2 separate regions of the Homo sapiens genome follow, and region 2 is linked to region 1. A link is a loop called in an ENCODE intact Hi-C map of the cell type or tissue named here. Cell type or tissue: A673. All regions are shown on one strand.

The links. A loop is a pair of places that touch in the nucleus more often than their neighbours do. Peaks named below come from ENCODE experiments on the same cell type or tissue, not always from the same donor. Only the 100,000 strongest peaks of a DNase experiment are listed, where the experiment ranks them.
Region 2: a loop joins it to region 1, with 5 times the contacts of the local background. A loop is called at or near these places in 34 of 110 quality-filtered maps.

What each region holds. Positions count from the first base shown.
Region 1 is chr20:10,423,468-10,431,467 of GRCh38, forward strand. All of the region lies in intron 1 of MKKS (MKKS centrosomal shuttling protein), which reads right to left. All of the region lies in intron 1 of LOC128706665, which reads right to left. All of the region lies in intron 1 of LOC128706666, which reads right to left. Among named protein-coding and RNA genes, the nearest start is that of MKKS, 6.8 kb to the right of the region's middle. RefSeq lists a silencer at 4,796-4,845. In A673, CTCF peaks have their summits at 3,833 (motif pointing left) and 4,038; a DNase peak (open chromatin) is centred at 3,794; H3K4me3 peaks cover 438 bases; H3K27ac peaks cover 2,487 bases.
Region 2 is chr20:9,612,582-9,620,581 of GRCh38, forward strand. All of the region lies in intron 3 of PAK5 (p21 (RAC1) activated kinase 5), which reads right to left. LOC101929348 (a long non-coding RNA gene) reads left to right here and starts at 7,426. Exons shown (of 3, transcript XR_244242.4): 1 at 7,426-7,510. RefSeq lists an enhancer at 3,851-4,040. In A673, CTCF peaks have their summits at 4,657 (motif pointing right) and 5,547; DNase peaks (open chromatin) are centred at 4,670 and 5,580.

The DNA of each region.
Region 1 (8,000 bases):
GTAATAATAAAATTGAGATTTGTAACTCAAGAACTAAAATTAGGAACAAATTAAATGACAATCTGTAACACTAATGTTTGGGGAAGTGTTGTACTATTCTCTCCAGCAAAGTGGTTAACAGCATGTAATGACATAGTATGAACCCTCTTTGAGAAGAGTGAAAATTATATAGGGTTAGCTCCCTATAATACTTAGTGAATCTTTAGGTCATCTCCCAGTTAAAGATAAAAGAAATGCTCAATTTTATGTATATTGTGCTTAACAGTCTATTACTCTTTCCATTAGGATAACTTAAGGATCGATGAATCTTTTTCTAGATTTAGGTTTAGTTAAACCTGGAAATCAGTATCTATTTTAACTGAAAACTCTATTTGCTAAACATCACTGAGACTCAGTACAGTATTTCCTGGTTAGTAAATGATGTAGACTGATTTAATGATTAATTGCTTTAATGTTTACTGAACATCTACATGTCCCCACTTCCTCAAATTCTCCATATCTCATATATTGATTTGGCTAATGGGGGTGAGAGAGCAAGTAACTATTTTCTGACAGATAATTCTGTTGTCCTTTGAGAGGCTTGGGAAATGATTAGGATCAGTATGGAAGGGCTTTTCACGTTACAAACTATTTTTAGAGTTTTCATTTAATTCACATAAAAACAATAAGTATCACACTGTACATATAATAGTCCCTTTTCACTGAGCAAGATGGAATTAGCACTTTAAAATGACATTGGCATATAATGAGACCTCATCTCTATTTTAAAAGAAAAAAATATATATTAAATAAAAAGGAAAAAAAAAGGCCAGGCACAGTGGCTCACACCTGTTACCCCAGCACTCTAGGAGGCTCAGGCAGGGGGACTGCTTGAGCCCATGAGTTCGAGACTGCCTGGGCAATACAGTGAGACTTCATCTCTATTTTAAAAGAAAAAACATATATTTTTAAAAAATGACATTGGCATATAACTTTAAACTACTTCATTTCTTTCACTTAATAGTGAAAAATCTCCAGTACATTGGATGTATTCTATTGCCTGCATAACCTCTTCTCAGGGCAAGACACATTAGACCTTACTATACCTTACTAGCAAAGCTCATTGCTAGTTTTACAAAAAAAAAAATAGTTTTCAAATTTTATATTTGATATGGTAGTTAGCGAGGTAATGTGTTATTTATTTTGTTTATAAACTCTTGCAGAGCTTTTACTTACAATCAAACATATTTTGGGGATACAATTTAAATTTAGCACTTTTTTTCTTCTTAGTTCCTCTGTGGTTTTTTACAAAATGAAAATTAGAGCAGGGCACGGTGGCTCATGCCTGTAATCCCAGCACTTTGGGAGGCCGAGGCAGGTGGATCACCTGAGGTCAGGAGTTTGAGACCAGTCTGGCCAACATGGTGAAACCCTGTCTCTACTAAAAATACAAAAAATTAGGCTGGTGTGGTGGCAGGCGCCTGTAATCCCAGCTACTCGGGAGGCTGAGGCAGAAGAATCACTTGAACCTGGGAGGCGGAGGTTGCAGTGAGCCAAGATCATGCCATTGCACTCCCACCTAGGCAACAAGAGCTAAACTCCGTCTCAAAAAAAAAAAAAGAAAGAAAGAAAATTAGCATTACTGTTCTTTTCTAATAAATATAGTATAGTATAACCTTACTTTTTAAAGTTAGCAAATATAGAAACAAGGAAAAGAGAGCTAAAATCTTTTGGGTGTAACAAAAATGTGATCATGATACACATGCTGTTTTGTAATCCCTCTTGCAAAGAATATAAATCTCCATTATCATTTTTAAGAGCTATACAGCATTTGATTATAATGGCGATATCCTAATTTGACCAATCTGTGATTGAAAGAAATTTGAGATTTTTCAATGCTTTATTGCAAAATATGCTATGGCAATAAATATTTGTGTAAATACTCCAGAGTCCATGCTCAAAGCCTCTATGTGCTGCTTTTCAGAATTAACAAATTTCTTAAAAATTAACTCATTTTTCAAATGAACTTGACAAGAAAGTTTTTAAAACCTTGACTTTTAGAAAGGTTCATGATACTGAGAAGCAGACAGACTGGGAGATCCAATTTGTGAAACAAACTTAAGCTATTTACAGTTTGCCTTGAGATGGTCCTTCCCTCAAAACACTTGGCAAGTTGTTCCAAGAGGCATGGACTGTCTTGTAGAGATTCTGAGTCTAAAACAAAGATTTCTCAAGAATAAGCTCAAAATGATCAGATTTGATGAGCAGTAACTGGTTAATCCCTAAAATAAGTTAGTGTTTGATGCTCATTTATTGAACTTTTCAAGTTTGGAGCAAAGCAACAAGAGAAATGAGATTTTTTCCCTTCCTTACCCTCTAATGTACTTGCCACTGCCCTTTCTTTCTTTCCTGAATCTTCTTTAAACATATTTCTAAAAAAAGACTCCTTTAGAAGGATAGAGAAATCAAGAGACATGAAATGAGATTAGTAAATTTTAGATCAAGTAAAATAGAGTTGATATTTATAGTTTCATTTACTAAAATGTCTTTTGTTAAGTTTAGAAAAAGTTTAGAGGCAATCTTAATGTGGATTATGCTTTTCATATTCTTCTCTCAAAAGTATGGTCTTAAATTATTCAAAAGTTTCATATTTTTCATTTTGTTTTGCTTTCATAGCAACTTTATGAGATCATTTTATAAATGAAGAAACATTAAATGATTGATTCTAAGATTACTGTCAGTTAACTGTGGCATTCAATTTAGATGTGAAGTCTTTAAAGTCTTGCCTAGTACTCTACTAAGCAATTCTTCAAGTCAAGAATTAGTGCCCCAGCTTGGGCAGTACTGTCTATCAGGATTTCCAGTGTGTGATCACGGATGAGGGGAACATTTGGAGGGCGTGAGGCACACCCTTGAGGATCACTGAGGTCAACTAGCTTGGGGCATCATGCCTGGCATGTTGTTCTTTTTTCTTTTTTTGGGACAGTCTCACTCTGTTGCCCAAGGGGGAGCGTAGTGGTGTGATCTCGGCTCACCTCCGCATGCCAGATTTAAGGGATTCTCGTACCTCAGCCTCCCAGGTAGCTGAGATTACAGGCCCACGCCACCATGCCCGACTAATTTTTGTATTTTAGTAGAGACGGGGTTTCACCATGTTGCCCAGGCTGGTCTCAACTCCTGGCCTCAAGTGATATGTCCGCCTCAGCCTCCCAAAGTGCTGGGATTACAGGCATGAGCCATGCACGCCCCGTGGCATGTCCTTGGCTGATTTTCATGTCAGGTATATAAAAGGTTAACAGCTGTCATTTCACTTGTCCAAAATTAGAGGGCATCTTACAGTTCTGGAGGTAAGAAAAACAAAAAAATTAGAGGGCAAAAGAGTCTATATCCTCCAAAAACACATCCGTGACCTACTAATGGTTGAGATTAGCTGGGTTAGTTCAGTTTTCTTTAATTTAGTTCTCAGTATAGAATGACAGCAAGAGATTAATGAACAGAAGAGGGAGAACTTGCTATGCTTCTACCTCATTATAAATACTGTAATCTTTTAGAGTAGCTTAAAGGCCAAGAAAAGAAAACACTGACACACACACACACACACACACACACACACACACACACACACACACACACAAAGTAAGGTTAAGGGCAAAAAGGCAAGCAAGCTTCCTAGAACTTCCCAAACAGCTGGATCTAGCCATCAGATTATTCTATCTAGCATAGTATTAGTTAAAGCCATCAAGTTTTTTTAATTGCTTCCTGCAAAATTAGGCCTAAAATAACTTGGATGCAGGGAATGTTACATCAAATGTTCTCATTTTGCCTATTGGGCTTGCTGGGCGCCATCTGCTGGCCTTTTGGACACAGTGTAAAACGGATTCTTTTTGGTCTTAATTGCTGTTGTGATTTGAAAAAATTGTAATTTTTAAAAACTTCCACTGAATGTAATTTAATCATGAGAAGAACATTAGATAGAATATTAAAAACCAATTAACCCAGCTCTTGTGATAATGAAACTTTATGAAGTTTACTGGAATTGTACTATGCCTTTTCTTTTACAATGACAATGTTGGCTTTAGGTATTTGTGAATTCTTCATTTCTGAATTCTCATCATCAACATTCAAAAGTTATTTTTTATCCTCAATTTTTAATACAGCAGTTTGAATTGTGGCATTTTTTCTGTGTACACAATAGAAAAGACTGCACGTGGTCTTCAACTGTGCTATGAAATGAACTGACATGGTAAACAGAACAATCGTTTTCCTTTTTCTTTTCCAACTATATCACCTAAAATAACACTCATTTTGCTGGACTTCTCCAGTCTTGTAAAAACACACACCCCAAAAACAATACTGTAATTCTTAATGAACCCATGGATCATAATTGAGTTCTAAAGTTTCCATTCTGCAAATCCTACCACCTTCCCCACCAAACCATTCAAGGTCAGCTTGACCTATATCCAAGAGCTGGGCTGCTAACAGCGTAACTGAGTCAGGAGTGGATCTGCAGTCAGAAGGCCGAAACAGGTATGCGTAAGTATCTTATGTCTTTTGCTATTCCTCCCTGCTCATTGCTGTGAATTTAATGTATTTGTAAATAAAAAATATACTGAAAGCATCATAAGTCTTATATGGGGGTTTCACTAATTGTAGGCAGTCTCAAATATTAAGCAAGTGATTAACAACTAATGAGAAGTGAAAACTAGCTTACCAGCAAGCTGTGGTTTATCACAATGGTTGTAGTGGTTTATAGAGTTGTCTGAGAATCCTGTCCCCTTTCACTGTTTTTACACCCTGGCTGCCATTTGATGCTGGTGATTGGTGGAGGAGAGGGGAGTAGGTATCATGCAGATAGCCAGATTGTTCCAGATCAGATACCTAGATGAATGGGCCTTTAGTGCTACAGCAAACACTTTATGTTCCTGGTATGTTCTGAATCCCTAAAGAGCCCATTTCTACCCTTCATCATTTTCAAGATTTTAATTGTATGCTCCACCTTCATTTCTGCAGATAACCTATTGGCCAGAGGACATTATAGCTCTTTAGGTATGAACACCTCTAACTTGTTGTCCCCTTATGTGCACCTTAGCTCTCAACTAAATCTTCTTTCAGCTGGGCGCGGTGGCTCACGCCTCTAATTCCAGCACTCGGGGAGGCTGAGGAAGGTGGATCACTTGAGGTCAGGATTTTGAGACCAGTTTGGCCAAGATGGTGAAACCCCATTTCTACCAAAAATATGAAAAATTAGCTGGATGTGGTGGGTGCACCTGTAATCCCAGTTACCTGGGAGGCTGAAACAGGAGAATCGCTTGAATCCAGGAGGCAGAGGTTACATTACAGTGAGTCGAGATCGCGCCATTGCACTCCAGCCTAGGTGACAGAGCAAGACTCCGTCTCAATAAATAAATAAATAAATAAAACTCCTTGCCTGCTGTCAGAAGAACTGGTATTCCTATTACCTGTGTTCCAGTCCCACTTTCTACTGTGTCTTTGGGGTTCTAACTTCATTATCCCCTCTCATCTACCTCCAACCTTCCACTCTTAAGGGCCTTTCTCTTTTGCATAACTATGACTATTTTTCTCCACTGAAAAGAGTCAAAAACAAATTCCCTAAGGCAACTGCCCTTTACCATCTTCCTTCCCAGTACTACACAATCTCTTTCCTTTCAAATAATGCATCTTTTCCTAGTCACTTCCCATTCCATCTTCAAACCCAAGCAATCTGCTTTTGTTTCATTCTCCATGGAAAGTGTTCTGACCATAAAGATCACCAATCCTTCCCCTTACATAATCTCCCTGTAGCCTTTTGATGTGTTCTTGAGACTCCTAAGTACTCAGGACTCTATACTGTTCCTTCTTAGTCTCCTTTAATAGCCTGCTGGTTTCCATCCACCTATTCATCCTTATCAAAGATCTGTCTTTGGTAGTGTTTGTTTCCTGGGCGGTCTCATTCAATCCCCAAACTTCTATGATCATGCATCCACTCTGGCTCTCACACGTTCATCTCCAGCTTAGACCCACATAATAAACTGCTACTGTACACCTTTGAACTAACCGTCCCCACAAATAGTCTCAATTCATCTCATATAAAAATAAGTCCTCTTTCCCTCCCAAACTGCTGTTCCACCTGGATTTCCTGTTTCGTTAACAAAAAGCATCATCTACTAAGCCATTCAATTCAGAAATCTGGATATACTGGACTCTGCCCTTTTCCTCATGCTCCTCATCAACTCACTCAGCACATCCTGCCATTTGACATAAGTGTTTCTTTACATAATCCCTCCTCCCTAGGGTCACAGTCCAGACCCTCGCGCCCTCACATGACCTCCTTGCTTCAATTCCAGTAGTTCTCAAACTGTGGTCCTCTCAACAGTGCCATTAGCAACACTTGGGAATTTACTAGAAATGCAAATTATCAAGCTGCCCCTCCTGACCTACTGAGTCAGAAACTCTAGGGTGGGGTCCAGTAATCTGTGTTTTAATTAATTCTTTAGGTAATTCTGAAGCTAAAGTTTGAGACCCACTGTTCTAGTCTACATCCACTAATCCATTCTCTACACTTTTAATATAGCCATCTTGCAAAACAAAAAACAAAAAAACAAAAACAAAAACAAATCTGGTTGTATTCCTGCTTTGCTTAAAAGCCTTTAGTGACATTTTTGACTAGAGTGAAATCTAAATTTCTTAGTACAGCAGAAAGAAAAATCCACTAGGATCTAGATCCTGCCTACCAGTTTTCAGAAAGTCAAGCACTTTAAATCATTTTTGTAAGAATGCATTGTCATGTAGTGATTAAGGGATGAGCTGTGGACTCATACCACCTGGCTTTGAATCTTCACTTACCACTTTACAACTGGCTGTGTGGCCTTGGATTAGTCACTTAATCTCATTGTGCTTCAGTTCCATTGTGTGTACAATGTGAATAATAACATCCATATCATAAGCTTGCTGTGCAGTTATCACAATACTTGGCACTTTGTCTGGGCTCAGTAATTGTTAGCTATTATTATTTTGATTATGTCAAAAAGAAAAAAAACATTACTGGAATTAACCTGTAGTATAGCAAGAACTGGAGAGGATTAGAATTAATGCCCAAACTAAGGGAAGTGGTCCCCATAAAGGAAGGCCCACTTCTCTGGGCAGTTTCAGTTAGTTAGCTAAGAATAAAAATACCCAGTCTCAACAGAGAGGTTCAGAGGTCTTTGGGGTTTGACTAGGGTAGTGAATCTGGTAATTAGATTCTAGGATATTATAGGACAGATAACTGTCAAGCTTCTAAAGTGAGAGCCAGGAAAGCTGTGAAGGAAGTCAGAAAACTGATACAGAGCAAAGAAGCAAAGACGGTGAAAAATTTCATGTATGTTTCTCTAATAACAGTTAATAGAGCAGCCAAGTGATCAAATGTGAGAATCCTACAATGACTGAAACTTGGTCGACATTTTCAGACACGCTGTTGGTCTGAAACAACGTTTTACATAAGAGCAAAAGCATTGAGTAATGGCGAGAATCAAAGTCTAACCTCCACCACAAATTAGTTATGGTCTTGGACAAATTACTTCTCTCCTGCCTCAATGTCATGATCTGAAATAGGGGGCCACATTATGAAGAGAACTATATACATTCATAGCTTAGTACAGTGCCTAGCATGTGGGAAGTGCTCAATACACGGCAGCCATTACTTTTATTGGGAGTATATTATCTTATACGAATCATATATAAAAATAGGCACCCCTGGAGGTTCCTGCTTGATCAAAGCAATTATATATTATCATCGAATATTTTGACTAAAATTGGGTTCCAACTTATAAGGTGAGGAAATACTGTAAAGACAAATCCAAACACAGTCATGTATCCCACATTCACAATATTTAGGGATTAGCAATTTTCACTTCAAATATGTACAAGATTAATTCTATCCAAATGCTCACTTAGTGTCTATTAGGTGCTAGCAAGACTACTAGCCTCAGGGGGGAACTACCAAGAAGAGTAAGGCATGATTCTTGTCCTCAAGGAGAATACAG
Region 2 (8,000 bases), 810 kb before region 1:
TCATGAGGACAGTACCAAGACGGTTGGTGCTAAACCGTTCGTGAGAACTCCACCCCCCCGATCCAATCACCTCCCACCAGGCCCAGGCTCCAACATGAGTGATTACAATGCAACATGAGATTTGAGCAGGTTACAAAGATCCAAACCATATCACCCAGCTACCCCCAGAGGCGCTCCCTCAACCCATTCTCATCTTTGCTGAAATGTTACTTTACCTTCTTGGACCACCCCATTACCCTGTCACTTTTTCCCCTTTTCTCTAGTTTCCTCATGACATTTATCACCACGTGATGTTTATTAGTTTTTACTGTATCTCCCCCCCCATTAGACTATACAATCTATTAAAAATAGACTTTATTTTACCTATTATTCAATCCCTATTACCTAGAACAGACATGATGAAAAATTGTCTACAAAAGTCCAAAGAGCTAATATTTTAGGTTTTGTGGGCCATCAAGTCTCTGTGGCAACTACTTAACTACTCTGCCACAGCACAGAAGTGGCAATAGAAAATGTAGAAATGAATGAGTGTGGTTGTATTCCAATAAAACTTTATTGACAAAAACAGATGGGATGTCCATTTTCCAGTGACACGTAGGAAGCTTGGAGGTTGCCATGCCATCCTAACAATAATTTAAAAACTAAACAAACAGAAAATTTCAAGAATCTTCTTAGTTCTGTCAGAGAAGTAAGGCCACAGGGCAAACTGCTCCTCCAAATTTGGAGAGGCAGACAGGAGGATACAGAAGATCACAGCTTACCAGAGCAGAAACCCACAGGCAGAACTGTCCATGGGAACCAGTACTGGGTAGGAAATCTGAACTGGGATTGAGGAGTTGCTGGGAGCTCAGTGTGCACAGGTCTGGGAGTTAAAATCTCCAGGAGGGCCCAATCTGAGGGGGCACCCACCCTTTTGTGAGTTTTATCTCCAGGAGCTTAACCAGGTTCTCACAGTGACTATCAGAGAAAAATCTGTTCATGCTTCTGTCAGGAGGAGGGAAAAAGAAACCACTTAAAAATATGCCATAGCATTTAGTTCTTAACAAGGCCTTCCCTCAATAGAAATCACTTTATCAGAGCTTAAACTGTTGGTTTTTAATTTTTTTGCAGAGCCTAATGGACCTGGAGGAAAATAAAAACCCAACTCCATTTCCCCCTAGCCACCCTGTCCTAGCTCAGGGAAAAACTGAGAAGCTGAATGAAGCTCACAGTCCAGGGCACAGGCTCAAGACAGACTGGGTCCTAATCACAGGTCTACACACTGAGTCCTAATCACAGGGCTATGGAACCCTTCCCTTCCCCACACCTCACCAAAGGCCTATTTGCCACCGTTTCTGACCCAGTGCATCACATCTGGCTATCAACAAACAATCACAAGGCATAAAAAAAGGTAAAGACCACAGTCTGAAAAGACAGAGCAAATGTCAGAACCAGACTCAGCTATGGCACGGATGTTGGAACTATGAGACTGGGGATTTAAAATAACTATGATTCATGTGCTAAGGGCTCTAATGGATAAAGTGGACAGTAAGCAAGAACAGATGGGCAATGTAAATAGAGAGATCAAAGTTCTAAGAAAGAATAAAAGAGAAATGCGAGAGATCAAAAACACTAACAAATGAAGGATGCTTCTCACGGGCTCATTAGTAGGCTGGGCACAGCTGAGAAAGACTCTCTGAGGCTGAGGATATCTCAATAGAAACATCCAGAACTGAAAAGCAAAGGGAAAAAATGCTGAATGAAAAAGGCATAGAATATCCAAGGACTGTGGGATAATTAGAAAAGGTATATGTTTAATAGGAATACCAAAAGGAGAAGACAGAGAGAAAGGAACAGATGGAAAGTTGGAAACAATAATGACTGAAAATCAGACACCAAACCACAGATCCAGGAAGCTCAGAGAACACCAACCACGATGAATGTCAAAATTAAGCCTAGCCACATTGTTTTCAAACTACAGAAAAATCAGATAAGGAAAAAAATCCCAAAAGATGCCAAAGGTGAAAAACACCTTACTTCCTTAGAGGAACAAAGGTAAGAATTTCATCTGACTTCATGGAAACCATGCAAGCAAGAAGACAGTGGAGTGAAATATTGAATGTGTTGAGAAAAAAACTCCACCAGTCTAGCATTCTATACTCTGTGACATTATCCTCCAAAAGTAAAGGAGACTTAAAGGCTTTCTCAGACAAACAAAAATTCAGGGAATTTGATGCTAGCAGATCTGCCTTGTTAAATGTTCAAAGAAGTTATTCAAGGCAATAAAAATTGTTATAGGTCAGAAGGTCATATCTACATAACAAAAGAAAGAACATCAGAGAAGAAATAAGTGAAGGTAAAATGAAATTTTTAACTTGTTACTCTTAATCTAACAGATCAATTTGTTCAAAATTATTGTAGCCACAATGTATTAACATATATACAAATGTGCTACCGAGCCATGAAAAGATATGAAGGAAACAAATGCATATTACTAAGTAAAAGAAGCCAATCTGAGAAAAGCTATGTAATATATAATTCCAACCACAGGACTCACTGGAACAGGTAAAACTAAGGTGGCAATAAAAGGATTAGTGGTTGTCCGGGGTTAGGGTGTGGGAGGGATGAACAGGTAGAGCACAGAGGATTTTTTAGGGCAGCGATTCTTTATGATATGACAATGGTAGATACAGCTCAGACACTTGTCAAAACCCATAGAATGTGCAAATGAAAAGTGAACCCTGATGTGAACTATGGACTTTGAGTGATAATGACGTGTCCATGGAGGTTCTTTGACTGCAACAAACATGCCACTTTGGTAGAGAATGTCGATCAAGGGGGAGGCTGTGCATGTGTAGGGGCAGGGGGCATATGGAAATCTCTGTACTTTCCACTTAATTTTGCAGTGAACCTAAAACTGCTCTAAAAAGCAAAGTCTATTAAAGAAAATTCACAATAACCTAAAACAGATGTAGGCTAGATTTGGCCAGAGGGCTACAGTTTGTCGAATCTTGACTTAGAATAAGTCCTTCGTTGAAGAAGTAAAAACTATAACAAAAACCACCAACCAAAGTGTGTTCCAGTTACTGCTGCTGCATAATAAATCACCCCCAAACAACTCTTTGATTTTGCATAATCGTGTGGGTCAGGAATTTTGGAAGGGCATCTGCTGGGCAGTTGTCGATCACTGTAGTCAGATATTGGCTGGGGCTGCAGCCACCTGAGGGCACAAGGGCCAGACATCCATGATGCTCACTCCCGTGGCCTGGCAGCGGATGGTGACTCTTGTCTGGGGGCACAGCTAGGCAGTCTGCTGGAGCACCACATGAGGCCTCTCCAGCATGGAGTTTTCTCAATGCTGCATGCTGCCCCCACAGCAAGCAACCCAAGAAAACCGGTGAAAGCTACATGGCCTTTCCTTTTCTAGTGCTGAGAAGCCTCAGAGTAACTTCTTCCCCATTCTTCTGGTTACAAGAGAATCAGGAGCCAGTCCCACGTCAAGGGGAGGGAAGGTAGACACCACCTCTGATGGGAAGCATGTCAAAGACACTGTGGCTAATTTTTAAAATAAAGCAATGTTGAAACTACACTCCATTGTACTTCTACCTGGAAGCAGGGGATGGGTAGAAATGAAATTAATATTTATCACTATGAACCATGCATGATGTCAAATACAGTACACATGTTAGCCCACAACAACTTCCTGAATTAAAAAGGGCAGTTCCTATATTACAGATGAGGAACTGAAAGCACAGAGAGTTTCAGGTGCTCCTCAAATTACGCCAGTAGCGAGTAGCAGATTCTAATGTCAACGCCAGATGTGCCCAATGTTCATCCTTCCAGACTATTTTATGCTGCTGGAAACACGGCAAAGACAAGTAGCATGTTGGGAAGGGAATCAGCGTTCTCTTCGGCTAAAGCCTTTGTGTTCTCTATGGTAGGGTTTCTCAAACTTTAACACATATATACATCCCCCGGGCATCTTGCGAAAATAGATTCTCATCCTTCAGGGCTGGGCTGGGGACTGAGATTCCACATCTAACAAGCTCCCAGGGGATGCTGCTGCTGCTAGCCTGTGGCTTGCACTGTGGGATGTGGGGCTCTATGGCACAGCAGGGTGATAATACACTGGGGTGCAGTGCCCAGACAAGGCCCAGAGAGCCAAGCAAAGCATGCGTCCTTCCTTAGGGGCCTGATAACCTTCCCTATTCTGGGGGCAGTGAGAGTCTAAGGATAGAAGTCCAGGGGTGGGTAGTGGGTGGAATGTGGTTGAATTCCTTGGCAGTCTGTCCCACAATGCCAGTAGGCATAGGAAGAAGTTAGAAATTGCCATTTTCTTCTGGGAAAATCTTTTTGTTTATTCTTTCACTTTGGTTTTTCTGGAGTTGTACAAAAATACGGATAATTGCAAAAAGCTGGACTATTGCAATTGTGTGTGATTCAGACAGAATAAGCCTGAGAGGCATAACTGAGTCCAGAAAAATGCCAAGTCATAAATCAAAAGTGAGATCAAACTAATTATTCCAAGTGAGTCGATGGCACAACACTTGTTTATCTCAATACATAATCGGCTTCACTAATTAAAATGCAAATTCGATTGCATTTATAACTGGTAACCCTGCCAAGTTAAAGCTTCAATACATCTGATGTGTGAGCTGTACGAACTTTTCAGGGACACTAGGTGGCGCCCGTGTACTTTTCTTGAGAAAGCCAGGCTGCTTTAACCATTTAAAATTTCAATCAGTGGAAAGAAACGAGTTAGCCCAGTGGTTCTCAAAGACATTGAGTCAAAACTCTGGGGATTGGGCCCCAGATCTGTACGGTAAGTAATTCTTCCCAGACGATTTTATTTTTATACCAGTTGGTTAATGTAATGACATTGGAAACAGCTAGCACAGTTAAGCGCTTAATTGCTTAATTGTAATATGATAAAACTGAGGCTGAGAGACTTACTCAATTTGCAGGGATGAGACCCAAGAATCCCAATCCTTTTTTTTTTTTTTTTTTTTTTTTGAAATGGAGTCTCGCTCTGTCACCCAGGCTGGAGTGCAGTGGTGCGATCTCGGCTCACTGCAAGCTCCACCTCTTAGGTTCGCGCCATTCTTCCGCCTCAGCCTCCCGAGTAGCTGGGACTACAGGCGCCCACCACCACGGCCGGCTGATTTTTTGTATTTTTAGTAGAGACGGGGTTTCACCGTGTTAGCCAGGATGGTCTCGATCTCCTGACCTCGTGATCCACCCGCCTCGGCCTCCCAAAGTGCTAGGATTACAGGCGTGAGCCACGACGCCCGGCAAGAATCCCAATTCTTATCTGAACAGCTCTTCTACCAAAGCACGAAAAATAAAAAAAGTGGAAGTTTACATGAGGTTTGTTGTCAAAGCATCAAAGATACCTTTAAGCCTCTAAATTGTGTCCTGAAATTGAAGATACATCTCAGAAGAAAAGGTCGAACCTATCAAAAGAAACGCTACAACGAATTAACATTCAGTGGAGGTAATATTAGTATAAGGAAAAATAAACATTATGTAAGCATGTGACAAATAGGCTTGTAATGTGGCTCTCACACAACTAGATGACAGCATACTCCAAGGAACATACAGCGCTGGGCGACACTATCAAGGGAGAAGGAACAGCTCTAGGAAGTGCCAGAACATACAGTAAATACTACATAACTCCAAAGAGTCAGGTACCCCCCCAAGTTTTAACCCCTCTAAATTATAATCAAATTGATAAAACATAGCTCCACTCCATGTGGCTACAGAGTTTTCTGTTAAGATCCCCTGCCCAGTGTTATTGCTGAGACATATGTTGATACACAGGACAGACTATTACGGCCTGGAACTTTTTTTTTTTTTTTTTTTTTGAGACAGAGTCTCGCTCTGTCACCCAGGCTGGAGTGTAATGGCACAATCTTGGCTCACTGCAACCTCTGCTTCCCGAGTTCAAGTAATTTTCCTGCCACAGCCTCCCGAGTAGCTGAGATTGCAGGCATGTGCCACCAGGCCCAGCTAATTTTTTTTTTTTTGTATTTTTAGTAGAGATGGGGTTTCACCATGTTGTCCAGGCTGGTCTTGAACTCCTGACCTCGTGATCCACCCACCTTGGCCTCCCAAAGTGCTGGGATTACAGGCGTGAGCCACTGCGCCCGGCTGGAACTTATTTTTAATTCAATCATCAAATCTTTATTGAGCAGGGTGACAGGTACAGTTCTATAAGTACAAGCAACTTAAGGAAAAGCTGAGATGAATCGATATTTTCATAACATATCATATGTTTCAGGACTGGAGGTTTTAAGAGGAAGAAAGGAAGGTAGAAAGTGGCTTCTCTCAGATTCTTTTCTCTCTCTTTCTTTCGTTTTTTTTTTTTTTTTTTTTTTTTTTTTTTTTTTAATCTCACTGTTGCCCAGGCTGGAGTGCAGTGATGGGATCATGGCTCACGGAAGCCTTGACCTCTTTGGCTCAAGTGATCTTCCCACCTCAGCCTCCTGAGTAGCTGGGACTACAGGTGTGTACCACCACAACTAGATAATTTTTGTATTTTTAGTAGAAACAGGGTTTCGCCTTGTTGCCCAGCCTGGTCTGGAACTCCTGGGTTCAAATGATCTGCCTGCCTCAGCCTCCCAAAGTGCTGGGATTACAAGTGTGAGCCACTGTGCCTGGCCAGATCCTATTGTTTACTGTTGTTTTACTTTAGGTAGACCAGAGAAAATAGAAACAAAGAAAGTTTGGAAGAAAAAAGCCATGACTGCTTTTGATCTCAGGAAACTTAGCTATTATCTAGGACATGGCAAGATAAAACTGAAAAACAATTCTATTCCTTCCACGCTTCTCTTTGAAGGAGACACACTTGGCAACCCTGGCCACACTTCTCTTACCCCTTTTCACTGCCCAATACTCTCATTTCTCAGACACCAAATCCCTAACAAACTTCTCAACTCCCAGTTCTTCCTGGCTTTTTCTCCTGCCCTGTCTGCTGTGTTCAGGTCCCTTTTAAGGGTGCCGTTGGATAAATATTTGAACATTCCTAAAGATGAGGAGCTCGCCTTTCCAAGGCAGCCCCTTGCATTGCTGGATAACACATTTCCAAGTCTTGCCCTATTGAGGTAAAGTACTGGAGTCTCTCCGTGCTGCCTTCACTTACCTCTTCCTATTTTTCCTTCCAGGGGATTCCTAGAGGTTATTAATTCCCCTGCTGTGGGACAGTCATTCAATGTTTGAAGAAAGTAATTGTTTACTTCCCTCCCTTGATTCTTTGACAGAAGATCACCAGGGCTCTCAACCAATCATCAGTGCTCTCAACCAATCATCAGTGCTCTCAGACAATCATCAGTGCTCTCAGCCAATCATTAGTGCTCTCAGCCAATCATCAGTACTCTCAGCCAATCATCAGATCACCTGAATTCTAGATTTTCCATCATCTCAGCCACCTTTTTTCACATGCAACTTGTTAAACGTTGTCCAAGGATGAGATGGAATGAAATGGACACCTTTAGTGTACAGATAACATGGACGGAAGTTCTGTTGTAACAAGGTGGGTACAGAAAGTGAGGGCAGAAATATGAATCAGCAACACTGCCCTCCACCACAGCCTTTATTTGCCCATTCACAACACTCTGTAATTAGAGCTAGATCACATGGACAATTATTTCCCCTTTGGAGTAAACATTCCTAGAAGGAAGGACTCATCCCTGATTTATTCAATGTTGTGTCCTCAGCACTGGGCTTGGTATTTGGCTGGCATTTGTTGAAACAAAGATCCTAAAAGGGAACAATGAAAATTTGAATTCAGGTCTCTTCAGAAGGATTGCGGAAAGCAGGAGGAGGATTCTGGGACCATCATGACCTAAACAATTCTCCCTCTCCTCCATGTTCAACTCCAGGGTGTCCACTTCTTTTGACCACATGGCGTCTGGGGCTGATGGGCAGTTGGACCAGCAAGGCTTGGGTGCTGAGGACATCTCAACAGAGAGAGCTTGTGGGCTTGCTTCCACCTGGATGGGGAAGAGGTTGCGCTCTAGCTG